2 separate regions of the Mus musculus genome follow, and region 2 is linked to region 1. A link is a loop called in an ENCODE intact Hi-C map of the cell type or tissue named here. Cell type or tissue: gastrocnemius. All regions are shown on one strand.

Region 1 (8,000 bases):
GCCAGTCATCATGGGTTTGCAATTGTAATAATAGCTATTGTCTGTGCAGTCCAATTATCTGTCTGGCATCCCACATCAGCCATCCTTCCATGGCTCCAGGAGAAGAAAACTCTTCACATTTTACTTGCAACTTAGAGACACTGATTCCCCAAGAGCAAAATCCAGGCACTTTATGTGAAGCTCTGGCATGCAGGCACTGTAAAATTCCAAACTACAGAAACTTTACCCAGTGTATTTTATTTTGGAACTTTGGGGTTTGGAAGAAAGGGCAGGAAGGAGGGAGGAAGCAAGAGGATGGAGAGTTGGGAGAGAGGAGAGAGGGAGGGAGGGAGGGTGGGAGAGAGAGGGGGGGAGGGAGGGAGGGAGAGAGAGAGAGAGAGAGAGAGAGAGAGAGAGAGAGAGAGAGAGAGAGAGACTAAGAACTAAGAGGGGTCATTCTTGAAATTATTCTGGTTTTTAGAAGTTCTTATCCTCCCAGATGTGGTTTGCTAGGGGCTAGTTTTTGTAGTTATTAAGGGAAAACAAAGGCAGCTAACAATGTTTGGATGTCTGCTCTCTTGTTAGGCACCAAGAAAGGTTTCTCATTTGCCTTCTCAGAGGACTCTAGAGAGTCCTCTGTTCTCCCCATGGGTTATGTGTAGAGACTGGGGCTTAATATCAAATACCTTGCTCCTGATGCAAAGCTAGTGGGTGGTAGAGCTGAAAACCAATCCCACATCTGTCTAACAAGTCTCAATACCCTTTTCTAGTGCCATTTGAAGGCATTTCTTTATGTGCAAGATACAGTACTACACAGATGTAGACAGCAATGGGAAGAGACATCCATTCACATAATTCAGATGTCTCACAAAGTGCCCATTATTCTTGGCAGTACAATTTTCCAGTCCCTTCCCACTCTCCTCCCAAGGGGTCCTTCACTAACAAGCATAACCACACCCAACAACAGCACTGGCCTCTCTCTTCCTCTCTCCTTCTGTCCAACTCCATCCAGTCTCAGCTCAGGCTCTTCTTCCATTTAGCCAGCTGGGAGTGCAGGCCGTCAGCAAATGTCTCTGCTTTCTTGCATCAATTCAGAAAGATGAGGGCACCGTCTTGTGCAAGTAAATGGCATGAGTATTGACCTAGCGGCTAGTCTGCATTCCATCCTTGTTTTCTTTAGTGATATTGGTACTTATCATAAACTGAGGCCTATCGCAAGATGCACAGAGGAAGGTACCCAGCTTTGGATACCTAAGAGGTCTACTTTACCTAAGTGCTTCAACAAGAGAGTAGAGAAGGAAAGATGCATAATAAAAGGAACAAAATACATAGTCTAGTCACCAATACACTACTTACGACAAGCTAACGATCTACTTCACCTGACCACAGGAAACCACTGCCGTTTCCTGCTCTCTGGGCTTGTGTGGGAGTCCAGAAGAGGTGAAGGCTGCCCATCACAATGAGTAACACAGTTGCAGACTCTAAAGGCTGACTGACCTCTCTGAGCAAAGCAGCGAAGGTCCTCAGCCCCTGTTTCCACTCCTCCATGTCATCTCTCACATGTGCTGGGATGGACGCTTGCACAACTGTCGCCACAGGAATCGTTACCTCAAGCACTAGGAAATGTCAAAGCCAGAAGATGGGCCTTTTATGCAAGCTACAGTTTCCTGGAGTCTTTTGGCCCTTGGAAATCAGAAGAAAAGTTACAGATGATTTTGAGCCACCACGTGGGTGCTGGAGAATCGTGATTGATATCAAACCTTGGATTTGTCAGAAAGGCCAAACCCATGCTACCCAGGTTCCTTTTCCTCACCACATGCATTTTCCACTGAATCTCCAAGGTGAAACATTTCCTATATTAGCTTGCTGCCGTCACCTTAAACTTGGACAGTCAGGCATTTTATCACCCAGTAAGACAAAACTTCTGTGGAGGAATGAAACAGAACTTTCCTCCGGAAAATACTGAAAAACTGAGTCGATAGGATGTTGGGGGAAACATGAGAATTCTTATACACATCTGCAGTTCTGAAAATAAAACCTCCCCCTCTTGGTAATGTGTTTGTGGAAATATTCAGCACATAACTGGTGTCAAAGGCTCAATAATCTAGGTGGGGTGGCTCATAGCATCCTGGTACCTAGGAGCCAGAGGCATGAGGATTGCTGCAGATTTGAGGCCAGCCTCAGCTACAAGGTTGTCAATAAAGCTGCAAAGCAAGAATTCCTCTAATAAAACAAACAAACAAACATAAGATATATGGTGTATAAGTAAATAAAAGCAGTCACAAAAATGAATGAATCAGTCATTGAAATGGGGAAAGAAGGTCCTGCCACACAGTAATTTTTCTAGAATGAAAACTACAGATAATGAAGATTAATTAGAGTTGAGTACATTCTGTGTGAGGTGTCTCTGTTCCACAGTAGCTTACAAGTTGATAAAGCATATGGGATCAACTGAGAAGAACCCAGAATTGTTGAGCAGCCTTAGCCATTTCCACAGAGGTTCCAAACATAGCTCTCTATATTGACAAAGACAGTTTCAACCATAAATCCCTAGTTTTCCAAGTACCACACTAGACCACAAACACGCCATTGGACACTGGGAAGGTGGATCTTTATTGTCAGCCTGAATGGATTTGGGATTACCTAGGAGGCACATGTTTTAGTGTGTGTAGGGTCTTTCCATGGGGGTTTCATTGAGGAGGAAGACCTGTTCTGAGTGTAGATGGCACCATCCCTGAGGTTGGAATCTTGCACTGAATAAAAATGAGAAAAATTAGAAAGCTGAATGAGCTGTAGCCTTCACCACTCTTTCCTAGATACCACGTGAGTAGCTAATTCATGCTCCAAAAGCCATGCCTTCCCTATCATGATGGGCTCTATCATTAAACCATGATCACAAAAAAAAAACCCTCTTCTTTTAAGTTGCTTCTTGTTGTGTATTTGGTCACAGCAGTAAGAAAGGTGAGCAGTGGTATATCATGTACTTTTCCCATTAACTAGCTAGGGGAAAGGCAGGACAAGGCTGGAATAGACCTGGCAATCCAGGAGATGCACGCTTAGCTCCAGATAAAAGCAGACAGAAACTCCATTCAACACCCCAGAGAGCAACTTTGCCTTTGCCTTGCCAGTAGGGGTAGCTGCTGAGCTGCTGGAACAGAGAGGTGCTTCCCATTCTGGTGGAAGATTCAAGACCTGCCACACTGCTTTCAGTTTGTCTCCAGGTAAAAGGCCACAGAAGGGCCCCCCTCCATTGCATTGCCACACCCAATCTGCTTCTCTCACACTCTCTTCCTTCTTACAGAACCTTCCTTCTTCCCCAATCCTCAAAGCCTAGAGCAGGTATGACTTTCCCTCACCAGCCAGCCCAGGACATGAACCTGGAACAAATCTTCCTCCAGCCAACATGTCATACCTTTCATCTAAGAACGTACATCTATCTATCTATCTATCTATCTATCTATCTATCTATCTATCTATCTATCTATCTATCTATCTATTTATCTATCATCTATCTACTATCAATCTGTCACCTACTTATCAACTATCTACCTATCATCTATCTATCAGTCCATCTATCACCTATTTATCTTCTACCTACCTATAATCTATCCATAATCTGTCTATTATCTATCTAGCATCTATCAATCATCACCTGTCAATCATACGTCTGTCTATCTACTATCTATCTATCTATCTATCTATCTATCTATCTATCCTAGTTTCACTGAGTTACAATTATTTTTTACTGGTAGATCTATTATATCTCACTTGTCTATCATCCAGATGTCTATTCCTCATCTGTCTGTCTATCTACATCATTCTCACTGAGCTATAATCTTTCTCTATGAAATATAAGGTTCTCGGGGATAAATTCACCTTTGGCTGTCAGAACCTGATACAAGTCCTGCTACATAGACACCTGGGTTAGGGAGATGAATACCAGCAGAGAGTCATATTTAAGGTTGCTCTGTGTGGTGCTGTGTCAGTTCAAAGATGATAGGATTTTTAGGTCTAATCCTCCATCCAGTGAGTAAGAAATTGCTCTGCGAGAAAATCTATTACTAAGGTGAACTGGCTGATTTCAGACTGAGATAGCTTCCAGATGAAGACAGTGTCTTCCTTGTTCACAGGATAAAAGAGGCAGGGAATTGAACAGTTAGTATCACTGGAAACATGTCTCAAGTGGACTGTCTGGTGCTTCTTTTGTCTGGGGCTAATGATAGTTGTCATCTTGAGTAAAGGACCCTATTCTGAGCCAGTGGGTACCTGAGCTAATTTTGCTGGCAGGCTAATCACAATGTGGATTAAGGGTTATCCCTGACTTCCTTTATTCTTTTATAACAAACTAAAGTCATCAAGAGGCAAAGAAAGGGGCAGGAAGGGAAAAGGAGAGGGAGAGGGAGAAAGGGAAGAGCAGGGAAAGGGAGGGAGAGAGGGGAAAGAGAAAGAGGAGAGAGGAGAGGAAGAATTCTGATAACAAGGGGAGTTTCAACAGCAGAACTTAGACGTTAGGTCTGCTTTATGCTAAGTGTGAAATGGCATGAGCTAGCTCCCCATGGACAATTCCCCAGAGACTTGTCTCTCACTAGAAAGACCTTTGTAAATGTTAATAGGTACTAGAAATGCTGGAAGTATATTTGCTCAGGGCCCAAGACATAAAATAATCATCAGTTTGTTTGTCTGATTCTAAGTGAGTTTAGTATTGATTTGCCTGATATGAATTCCAAAAGCCCACTATTTTGGGAAAGCCATCCAAACCCACTGTTTTTGATTCCTGGGAGTTTCCTTCAGGGGAAACTTCCTTTGCAATTCTGCACTGACTGGGGAGAAGAACGAACATACATAAAAGGAATGGCCAGACTTCCCTGTCTGCTCTTCTTCCTTGCTTCCAACCCCAAACCCTGGAGACTATTTTCCACTGCAGCTGGCTCTCCGGGGTGTGGCTCAAGTGCTGCCCTTGTTCAAACGGAAGAGTTCAAGTGAATGAAAGTTTGAAGTCAACTTAAAATCAAAACACAGACCTAGCATTTGTCAGATAGCTTATCTCAACTGTGTGGGATTTATGGGATTTACAAGCACTCTGACACGAGTGTGGCTTAGCGTATTTAGAATGAAAAGGACACTAGGAACGTCTTGCTCTACTTTGTAGTGGAGTGGAGGGCAGATCAGACAGGGCTGGGCAGTACTAAGAATAGATTCCTTCTTTCTAACGTTCATGATGGCTTGTCTTCTCTGCCACAATCATGAATTATTTCAATTTTTATATTTCTAATTAAATTTATTTACTTAGTGTGTATATGTTGACACACACGTGGAAGTCAGAGGATATTGTACAGGAGTCCCCTCCCTCCTTCTCCCATATGGATTCTGGAAACAAACTCAAGTCACCAAGCTTGGTGGAAAGGACCTTTTACCCTTTAAGCCACCTCGTGGGCCCAATTCGAAATCTGTGAGTATATAACACAGCATGCATATTGCAAACCTGACCATGATATCATTAAACACACAACAGTCAGCTATGGCTCAAGATTATTCTGTCTGCTGCTAGGCGACTTCCCAGAATAAAGTGGAGGCAAGGTCCTCATGCTTGTGGGGTCTGAGGTGCTGTTGTGAGCCAGTTCAGACAGGTACAACCAGTGCCTGCCAAACAGATCAGATCTTGGGCTACAATGTAGAGTCCTTGCCCCAGAGCTTCTCTGAAGGACCCAGATCCACCTGTTCACCTCAAAATTTATTCAGACTTTCTGGAAGTGGGAAAAGACACCAAACACACAGTTCTTACTGATGTCAGATGTCACTAGCTGAAGGGCAGATGGAGTCAGTTGTTGAAAGAATGAAGATTTGTTTGTTTTACTTCTAAGTCTGTTCGTCATTTTCTTGTTAGTGACTATTATGGGGTGAACTATTGTCCAGAACCAGGTACATTGGTATCCCCAGTACCTCAGAATAGGTCCTAATATAGACACAGAGTCTTTAAAGAGGTGCCTAAGTTAATGAGATTGTTGGGATGGGGCCCAATCCAATATGGTGGTGTTCTTAGAAAGGAAAAATGTCAACACTGACACACACAGGTTCAGAGGAAGATAACATTAAGAACCCAGTGCCAATCCCAACTTACAATTCCAGACACAACCAAAGATGAAGATGTGTGTGGATTGGTCAATTTCATGCTCTCACAAGGAATCAAACACGGTGACTCCCAGTCTGAGCATCGAGACAGAGTGCGCCTGTCATTTAAGCCATCCAGTATGGAGATGCTGCTGGTATCCCAGGAACCAAGTGTGAAATCCTAATGTATACATTTATTTTATGTCTTCATAAAATAAAAACACTTCTGCTTATGAGGAAGATACTTCTACATCCATGTTTTCCTCCCTTTGAGTTCTCCCAAATCAAGTATATGGGTGCAGTGAGGTTAAAGGTGGCAGGCAAGCAGGTCTCCGACAAGTCCTATCCTGAGAGAGATTAAGGCAATGTGGGCTCTGCTCACTTCCAGTAGCTCACACACTCCTCATTTCATAGCTCCAGGTAACTGTCTATAACTGATGGAGACACAGCCCCCATCTATAGACACAGATGTCTGCTTTCTTACTGTTTGTTAAGTAATAAATGTCAAACACTTTAGACAGGTAACTCTTGCAGTTATAAAAACACAGAGTATCAGAGACAGGAAAGAAGGAACATTTTATTCCATTTATCTCACTGTCTGCAAATGATAAGGAACAAGAGTCAATTTTTGCACTCTCCTTTTGTGTAACTGCCTTTGATGATCAGAGAGGAAGAGTCCTTGTCCCATGTATATAGAATCAAGTACACAATTGATAGAAGTTAGGGCAACTTTAATTGGTGCAACACAACTCATTGTCTCTTTCAGCTAATGTCAAACTTAGGAATGAGTGTGAGAAGTCAAAGAATGAAAACTCTGTCAACCTAGTGGGTTGAGAAAGCTTTTAGATGACAAAAAGTTTCAGTTGCACACTGATGGCCTTCACTTTTCTGTTGAATTGAGTAAGTTCAGAACTGATGAAAAAGGAAGCAGATTCCCACAGTACAAATCCCAAGTGGAAGGAGCCGTAGGAGAGGAGCAGGAAAGGTGAGGCATCTTGACAATGGAGTCTCTGTGGCAGGGTGGTTTACTGTCACACCAAAACAATGCACCTGTGGACATGGAGGCCCCCAGAAAGCTTCTAGGTACTGATGGTTTCTGGACACTATTTGACTTTTAAGCTTTCAAGTGACCATGTTTTAGTAATCATGGTCTATTCCCTGTGAGTCTCCAAATGTTATCAGACTGGCTTTGAATTTACACTGTGCATCAGGTTTTCCTCCCATGTCACTCACCAAGTCACTTCCCTGAGTATCTCCCTGTGAATATGATGCATGATCTGTGGATTGGTGCTGTGTTAACTTGGAGTATGAATAAAGGCCCACTCACACCAAATAGGGTGCTGATGACAGGCCAAAGGAACAATCCACCCAAGACTAGCTTGTAGAACCAAGGGGTTCATTTGGTTTACAAGACCATGACTAAGGAGTTGCAGGCATGGAAGTGATCCCTACACTGCTCCATCTCCAAAATGTCCCAGCCTAACATAGCTGATAATTTCCTGAAAGTTGCATAGATGGAACCCTCCTCCAAGATTCCTGTATATGATAACACCTCTAAAACCACCAGAAATTCAGGAAGAATCAAATACAGCTGAAAGACAACCCCAACATTGGGAAGGTCCATGCTGGGAATCAAGGCTGCCCTAATTAAAATGGTAATCACCATAGCGTGCCCAGAGGACGGCATTGTCCAGCTCCCGGTTGTGTGCTCATTGACTCAGCACATCTTTGCTGAGTACTTTCTTGGTGAATACTTTCTATAAGTGTACAAAGAAAACGAAAATGGAGACCTAGATAGTTTTCCCTTTGAATCTGGTCATTCCTATTGTACATGCTTAGGGAAGGGTCACACAATGGTCTTCTAAAAGCTTGTTTTGTGGGAAGATTCACTGTGGACTCATCTTTTCTTCATT
Region 2 (8,000 bases), 790 kb after region 1:
TATTTTTTAAAAATAGCAAATAAATAAACACATGGTTTATTTTAAAATGATTTTAGACTTAGGGGCTTCTAGACAGTGTAGAATTCTGTGTTTCATAGTTTCTCCTGATATTCACATCTTATGAAACTATGGCACACATCAAAATTAAGAAACACAAATAAAATTAGTATAGACTCTATTCAGCTTTTGCCAATTTTAAGGCTTATTGTTTTCATTAGTTCATGTGTATGGTGTGTGTGGAGGAAAACACACACACACCAAGCTCTGTTCTCCTCTCCTCTTCTTCCTCCTCCTCTTCTTCTTCCTCTCTTCCCCTCTGTCTGTCTGTCTGTCTTCCCCCCATGCACCAAGTTCACACATATGTACAAAGCTCTCTCTCACACAATCACAAACATCAAGCTCTTCTCACTCTCATATACACACACATATCAAGCTCACATGTACACCATTCTCACTCCCCCCCTCACACACACACACACACACACACACACACACACACACACACACACACACAGAGGTCAGGGGACAACTCTGTGGCCCCAGTCCTCACCTTCCACCTTGGCATGGGTCACAGGAATAGAACTCATGCTGTCAAGCTAGCAAGGCAAGCACTTTTATCTGTTTGGCCATCTCACTGGCTCCCAAACTGTTTTTTTACTTCCTGTTTTTTGCCAGTTTCCTACTAAGATCCTTTTTCTGTTCCTGGAGCCAACCCAGGGAACCAGATCCTAACAGGGACTTTCCTTTTAGGAATCACAGGTCACTCTTTCCAGTGTCACTCCATGTCTTTCAGGCATGCAGGTCTTACAAGTGCTTCCTGTGACTTTTGAGTTGAGGTTGCTCACATTCCCTCGGGACATCTGACCCCATGGACGTGGGCAGAAGCAGGTCAAATGTCACTGTATTTGTCCCAGGTGGAATAGTGCGCTATGCAAAGAAGGACCTGGAACCAGCCTAGGTTCAAATTCTCTATGGCTTCCTGCTACTTAGTAACCATGGACAACTGGTTACATTCCCCAACTTCTCAGCTCCTTGTCTCTTAGTCTCAAGAATGGAGATGTAATAGTATTAAAGGGTTACTGAGAATCCATAAATGTGGTTCTTAAAAAAGACAGCGGCTATAAACTATGCCAAGCTCATTATGGTCACTCATGCAAGGTTACATGATGTCCCCGCCAAGCTTGCAAGTACTTTGGCTCAATGATAAAAGAATACAAATCCCATGAACTCAGCTCCAAGTTCCTTTCACAATGAAAAAAAAAATATGGAATTAGCAGGTTAAACTTTCCCCTTACTTAACAAAGAAAACACCTATGGGGCTCCCTACCTGACAACGTGTTCTTTAAATAAAAGGATCTTCTATAAAACATTAATCACACTGTGGAATCCAGAACAAGGCTCTCCTGGCAGCCATCTCCCCTGCTGTTATACATAAGGAACAGTCTTCCTACGGTCTTCCTACGCTGGCTGGAAGCCTGAAAACACCCAGTAGAGAAGGGAGCAGTGCAGGTTCAGCCTCCCGCCTCCTCTAACCCCGCAGCCCCTGCCCTCGGGACTGATGTGAAGAGGATTTCAGGGAGCAGCCGTGCGAAGGAAGGCAAGGGAGGAGGCTGGTCCTTGTGCACACCAGGGCAAACTAGAGCTTCGTAACTCTGGAACGCGTGATGTAGAAATGACCAGGGCTTCAACCCTTTCTATCTAGTAGCAATTCTGTGACAGAACTCACACACCATAAAAACGCAAACATCCACGTGTACACTTCAGAACTCACCTTGTTGACTACCTCAGTCCTCTAGATAGCTTAGGCTAAATATAGTTTTGCCTGGCTTAAGTTTCTAATTATCTCAGAGCTGTACCAACTGTTACAACATCACTTCACAGGAAACACCCCAACAGAGATCTACTAACCACAGTCATGTAGTGCAGCATTCGACCGTCCACCCGCCCTTCATCAAACTGGGTCTTGTACTGAGGGAGGCCAATATCATCCAGCCATCCTAAAGGAGAAAAGCCAGTGCCGTTATCAAGCTATGAACTTGCCTAACTGTCAAGGAGAAAATATGACAATGTTTATTCTTCTTCATGCATAAAGGCCTCTTACTAGTAACCCAGTTGAAGTCTAGCTTCCCATAGTTGGTTTCTTCTTCAGATCCCAGGGCCTGCAGGGCCAGCTGGAGCTTCTTACGATGCAGTGAATGCTTGATGCCAAGTTCCTGAAACAATAAACAGAGCCTTAGAATTTTGTCCATCAGGGTTGGATCCACCAGCAAAGAACCCTCCACCAGGAAGCTTCCCTTCAAGACCAGCCCTGCATTGAGTTAGAACACTACCTCAGGCTAATAACCCAGTCTATATTGAATTATAGTATGAACCTCAGGCCAGGACAGCATTGCTGAAGAAAAGGCCCAAGTCTACCACAATGGGCTCAGTGGGATGTTAGACACTGCCTAAATAAATTCATTTTATTTGTAAGAAAGAAACTGTTGAATGCATAATGGGATTTGACTTCTATTTTGTGTACAGTGTTTGAGAATTACAACATAAAATATATAAAGTATTCCTTTGTGAAGTTGAATTGCATATATTATATTAAAAAGATATGTCAATGTGTGTTTACAAAATGAGTGAGATGTATGAACTGTATCCATTTTATGAAGTCTATTCACTATAGCACCTATATAATTACATAAGCTAATGCTTTTCATTACGGGTTCCACTCAGCCGGCTCTGTTTCAGGATGATAAAGGATCAATACTACATCAAGACTCTGGCTGAGGGTAGGTGTTGCTGGGGATTGAACCTTGGGCTCTCACACGTCAGACAAGCGCACTACCCCTGAGCTGCATTTCCAGCTATACATGCGCACCCCCCTCTTCTTATTACGTACAGGAGAATGGGAACAGTTACCTTCTCCAGATCCTGCTGAGAAGCCTGCAAAAGGGTCTGGCCAGATATAATCCAGTGCTTGCCAGAACTCAGGTAGGACCCCAAGCCTTGCTCTGCCAGCCAGCTACACACCTGCTCCTTGGTCCATTTGGCAAATGGCATATCCAGGTCACTGTAGGAAATGAGAAACAGCCCAGTCTTGCAGCGTATAGTCAGTACTGAGCAACTGTGCATACAATCAATATGGAAATTCCCTGGCAACAAACATTTAACCAAGAAAAACCTAATTTTCAGTTCGAGATTGGAAAGTTACTTTCTAAAATCCCTGTTTTCAATTCAAAAGAAATTGTGGAAGAACCAACAGGAGTTACTGAGAACACTTTCTACAGAAAAACACCAAGATGAGCTATGTGCGGATCAGCTGCACTCAGAGCCGTTGTACAACTGCTCCACTAAAGACCCTACAGTCTTTAGTGGCCTCCCAGGAGATCTACTGCAGCCAGGGCAACAGATCAGCATCTTCTCTGCCTCTGTGAAGAGCCCCCAGTTGGAAGGCCCCACAGGTGGTCTGCTACAGCCAAGGCTGCTGGCCTACCAGGAGACCTAAAGCAACCCAGTTAACTTACATAACTATGTAAGTTATGTTTTCCACATTCAAAAAAAAACTATCCCAAGAGCTGACTCCCAAACTGAAAATACTGCTTGGCAGAAAGAAATTCAAGCGCACTATGAACTCATTTCAGCAGAATTATGGTTTCTCTCTAGCAGAGAATCACTGAGGAGATAATGTGCCCCTGCTAAGTACAGGAAGGAACACTCCAAGTGAAGTTTCTATTTTCTTTTTCTTACACAGCTTTGCTGCTTGAAAAAATTTTCAAAGTGACATGGCTAAGTTTTTAAAAAATATTAATTTACATTGTGTGTGCATGACAAAAACTTTTTTTTAATAGCACAAGGGAGTTCTTTATTGTACTTAAGGAGACATATGGCAAGTGGGAACATCTGTTATCTGAAGGCCAAAGGGAACTTCTTGATGAAACCCATGTCCAGGGCTCCACCTGTGTGGGAGTCTGTGTTCCCAGCTGATTACTCTTTAAAAGGCTCTGCATTCAACACCTTGTTCTGTAAGTTTGCCAACCCCGCCCTCTTATGCTCAGGAGGTCAGTATGGTTAGCTCCAAACCCACCTAGGTTTTAATAAAGCACAAGGAAAGTTCTTGGACTCCTAGTGAGTGAAACATAGCTTTTTTCCCCAACTAGTATGACAAGGCTTTTATTAATTCGGTCGAACAATGTATGGTCTTGATAAGCTCAGGAATTCTGATACAATGTGTCTTTATGCACTTTCAAAGGCTCTATCAAATTGCTAATGTCTATTGATCAGTTGTTACTAGACAGATATCAACTCAGTCCTCACAATCACCTTTAAGGATAGGTGCTAGGTCCCTCTGTGGTGAGAGGAAAGTGAATCAGAGCATGAAGGCATAGCTCAAGGTCACCTGCCTGGTGGACACGAGTTTGGAGAGCAAGAAGTCTGACTCCAGAGCATAGTTTTTACCTTCTCCCCTTCCACTTCTCAGTGCTGGAGTTGGTACCAGGACCCCATGTTTGCCACACTAGGTCTCTGCTATTATGCCACAAGCCCAGCCCCTAGAACCATCTCCTGACCACTCGGCTGCCCCACCTTTACAAGACTATGCCTTCTGAGACTTCCCACATAATTGTACCTACATCAACATTCAGCCCCAGAACCATCCTGACACCTTACATGTTCACACTGCTCTCACCCACACAGCTGTCACCAACTACTGACAAGCAGAGTCACTTTCCCAGACAGAGCAGTAAGTCGGACTTCAGCCAATAGTGACATCACAGGTATACTTACCTGTTGGACTGTCCTAAATCTCGAGACCAACCAAGCCTGGGTCCTGCAGTTGCCCTTGTCCCTCCTCTTTTGAATTCAGGCTCAGACATGTCATCTGGGTTGAATGTAGTTGACTGACTTCTTCTAAGTCTAAGGACACAACGCACATGGTCATACGTTAGACCTGAGGAGGCTTCTGACTTGGTGGTTAATCATAAGGTTTTTGTTTGTTTGTTTTTGTATGTCATTAGTCCAGATATTTGAATTTAAATATTAACCAAGGCCCAATGAGTATATGCATCCCATTATCAGTCTTTCTTTCAAAAAGCCTTGGGATTTGGTACCCACGCCCAGGCAAACTTCCCATTGTCCTCTGCACCTGAACAGCACACAAGTCAGGTCCTCCACCTGCCCTTCCTTCCACTTACTTCCCAAAGAGTCTCATGATGCCTCTGGATTTCTTTCTGGAATCTGGAGATGGTGGAGACATTGGGAATGGACTGGTTCCCTGGGAACCTTTTGACCGAGATGTACCAGCCAAATTCAGGTGCTCAGCTGTCTCTTTTTCTGTCTCAGCTGTCCCAAGGATAGAATAAGACCACGTGAGTACAAATAATATATAAACCTTCTTGCTTTTAGCAACTTAAGAATTCTCCTTTCGGGTAAGAGCACTGACTGCTCTTCCAAAGGTCCTGAGTTCAAATCCCAGAAACCACATGGTGGCTCACAACCACCCGTAATGAGCTCTGACACCCTCTTCTGATGTGTCTGAAGACAGCTACAGTGTACTTATGTATAATAATAAATCTTAAAAAAAAAAAAGATTTCCCCTTTGCGTCTATAAATCAGTGACTTCCAGAAAGTTCCCTGAAGTACAAAAATGTAAGTGTATGTCCCCTAAGCTTACTCTCCTGCATAAAGTAAATTAGCTTAAAATTGGCCTCTGAGGTTAAGTGTGTGACAGAGCTGTGTGTGGTGGAACACACCTGTAAATCCCCGGCCTGGAGGCCGGCACAGGAGGAGCGATTCTGAGACAAGCTTGGGCTACAAAGTGAGACTCATTTCTTCCTCTAACATCTTTCGCCATGACTTGCTCCTAGATCTGTGGCCTGGTTGTCTCTTCTTTGCTGTAGCCCCTAGTTTCTATCCTTCCCACAGTGCACCCCAAGACTCTGCTTAGGCCCTCAGCAAGCTCGCCTGCTCTAAGCTCAGCCCTGAAAGATGGCTCTACTTTCACAGGCAGATGGCATCAGAACTACTGAGCCTCACTTCACTCTCGAGTCCCACACCTGAAGTCTGCAGAGGCCCAATTTAATGGGTCAAGTGGGACATATTAAAACTACCCAGTTCCCCTGAACATATTCTCTCACATTTTATTCGAGGTCAAATTAAGATTCTATATCATTTTGTTCTTAACTCTCCTTCTCCTTTGCCATTTAGATCACACGGTTACAGAGGACTAGCAATTCTTTTCAAAGAATGAGTCACCAGGCGTGGTGGTGCACACTCATAATCCCAGCACCCAAAAGGCTCAAGGCCAGACCAGGCTGAGATCCTAACTCAAGGGGTGAGGGGGAGACCAACTCAGCCTATTATGTATTAGACACTGGAAAAAGAGTGGCCAGGTATGTGTGAGATTTTCTTTAGATATAAAGTCAGTCGTTTTGATTTGGCATGGAAAGAGCAGCATCCACACTTGCCACTGCAGACTTCCACAGATGCATCATATAAGTTCTTTCAACTGTCCATCCCTGGAGAACAGCCACAACCAAAGACAGGGCTGGTGTTTTCCAAAATGTGAAACTTTACATATTACAAAGGAAAATAACACTTGTTCAAAAAAAAAATTCAGGGGAAGAGACCCAGAAGGATTTGCAGAAGTTGCAGAAGTTGAGTTTTCTATGAAGCAGAGCTGTGATTACGGGTTATGATAAGCAGCACTGGCCTACAAGCATCAAGTACTGCCGTAGAAGGACACAGGAGTAGCTGGAAATAGTTGTCCAACTGGAAGAGTGTAATTTATCTTAATTTATTTAAGATGACAGAGCCTCAGAGAAACCCAGGGGGGTCGATCCATTCTCACTCCACAGCCACAATGGGTATAGGTGCCCTGAAAATGTTCCTAGCCCAACTTTAAAAAGCACTGTACTTTTATTTTTTTTTTGAAGGCGTTATTCACACTATTCCCCATGGGCAGACAATGAACTTTTCTTAAAAGCACTCTGATGGAGAACCCTCAGATACCATGAAGTTACCTCTGTCATCACTGAATATCCCCAATTTCAAAGTAATAAAATGTCCAGAATGTTCCCATAAGAGCAGTAAGTCAGCTCTGGCCTGGCAACAGACACTTCTGGGGGAGGCCAGGAAAATAAACACATGGAGGAAGAACGAGAGTTGGTGGATGAGGGCTCAGTCACGGTGAGGGGAGCCGGGATGTATGAACCCAGCACATTCCAGCCCTGCACCTTGCAGGTTGCTGGGCATTTCCTCAGAACTTGTACAAGGTGTCAACAGTACTGCTTAAAACAGTAGGTAGGCTCAAAAGCAAAGGCTCTGTAGTGTCTGTTTCAGCCAAAGATAAATGAAAATTCTAGAACAGACTATGTTTTCTGATTGCAGCCAGCTTGCTTGGTAGAGATCACAGAGGCCAGGAGTGGGGGTTAGATGGTTTGGAATGCAGTATTGGTGAAGGCTGGCATGCAGGGTACGGTACCTAAGGTGGGTGCACTGGCACTTCGTTTACGGTCTTCAGGTATCCCAACAACGCACACAACACACGCAGACCAATGGAGAGAACACAGGGGTGACAAAATGAAACAGATCAGACTCTTCCCTCCATGGCAAATGCCCACAGGAGGAACACATGCACTGCTCTGAGACTACAAACTGCACAGGGTCACTCATGGGGGCTCACTCATCCCACAGCACAGAGGGGAGACTGTCTGAAGCAAATCTCAGAACATCACAGGGTTAGGTTGTTTTCATGTTGCTGTTTATATCACCGGATAGAGAGAGGGGTAAGAGCTGACTTATCTTCACAATGAAAATTAAGTTCACTGAAGCATTTTTGCTAACCCCTTCCCCCCCCATCCCCGCCAAGACATTCCCCTTTATTTCTGAGAATGAGAAACATTCACAGAGGAACAAGGGATGGGTAGGATCAAGCGTGGCCTCTTTCCTGAAGGTCAGGCCCTCAGTACCCTCACCACATACCAAGGTTGGGTGCACTTGCTGTCCTCTTTCCACTT

What was found. A loop is a pair of places that touch in the nucleus more often than their neighbours do. Peaks named below come from ENCODE experiments on the same cell type or tissue, not always from the same donor. Only the 100,000 strongest peaks of a DNase experiment are listed, where the experiment ranks them.
Region 2: it touches region 1 in a loop (3-fold over the local background); 5 of 42 quality-filtered maps call a loop at or near these places.

The regions. Positions count from the first base shown.
Region 1 is chr6:147,806,036-147,814,035 of GRCm38, reverse strand. No RefSeq gene overlaps it. Among named protein-coding and RNA genes, the nearest start is that of Gm15762, 90 kb to the right of the region's middle. In gastrocnemius, a CTCF peak has its summit at 3,102 (motif pointing right); a DNase peak (open chromatin) is centred at 3,129; H3K27ac peaks cover 709 bases.
Region 2 is chr6:147,016,359-147,024,358 of GRCm38, reverse strand. It overlaps Ppfibp1 (PTPRF interacting protein, binding protein 1 (liprin beta 1)), which reads right to left. Exons shown (of 31, transcript NM_001355728.1): 19 at 7,966-8,000; 20 at 7,466-7,498; 21 at 5,178-5,325; 22 at 4,771-4,899; 23 at 2,908-3,058; 24 at 2,102-2,213; 25 at 1,909-1,997. Among named protein-coding and RNA genes, the nearest start is that of Rep15, 12 kb to the left of the region's middle. In gastrocnemius, no CTCF peak of the experiment used is centred here; DNase peaks (open chromatin) are centred at 1,526, 2,975 and 3,404; H3K27ac peaks cover 372 bases.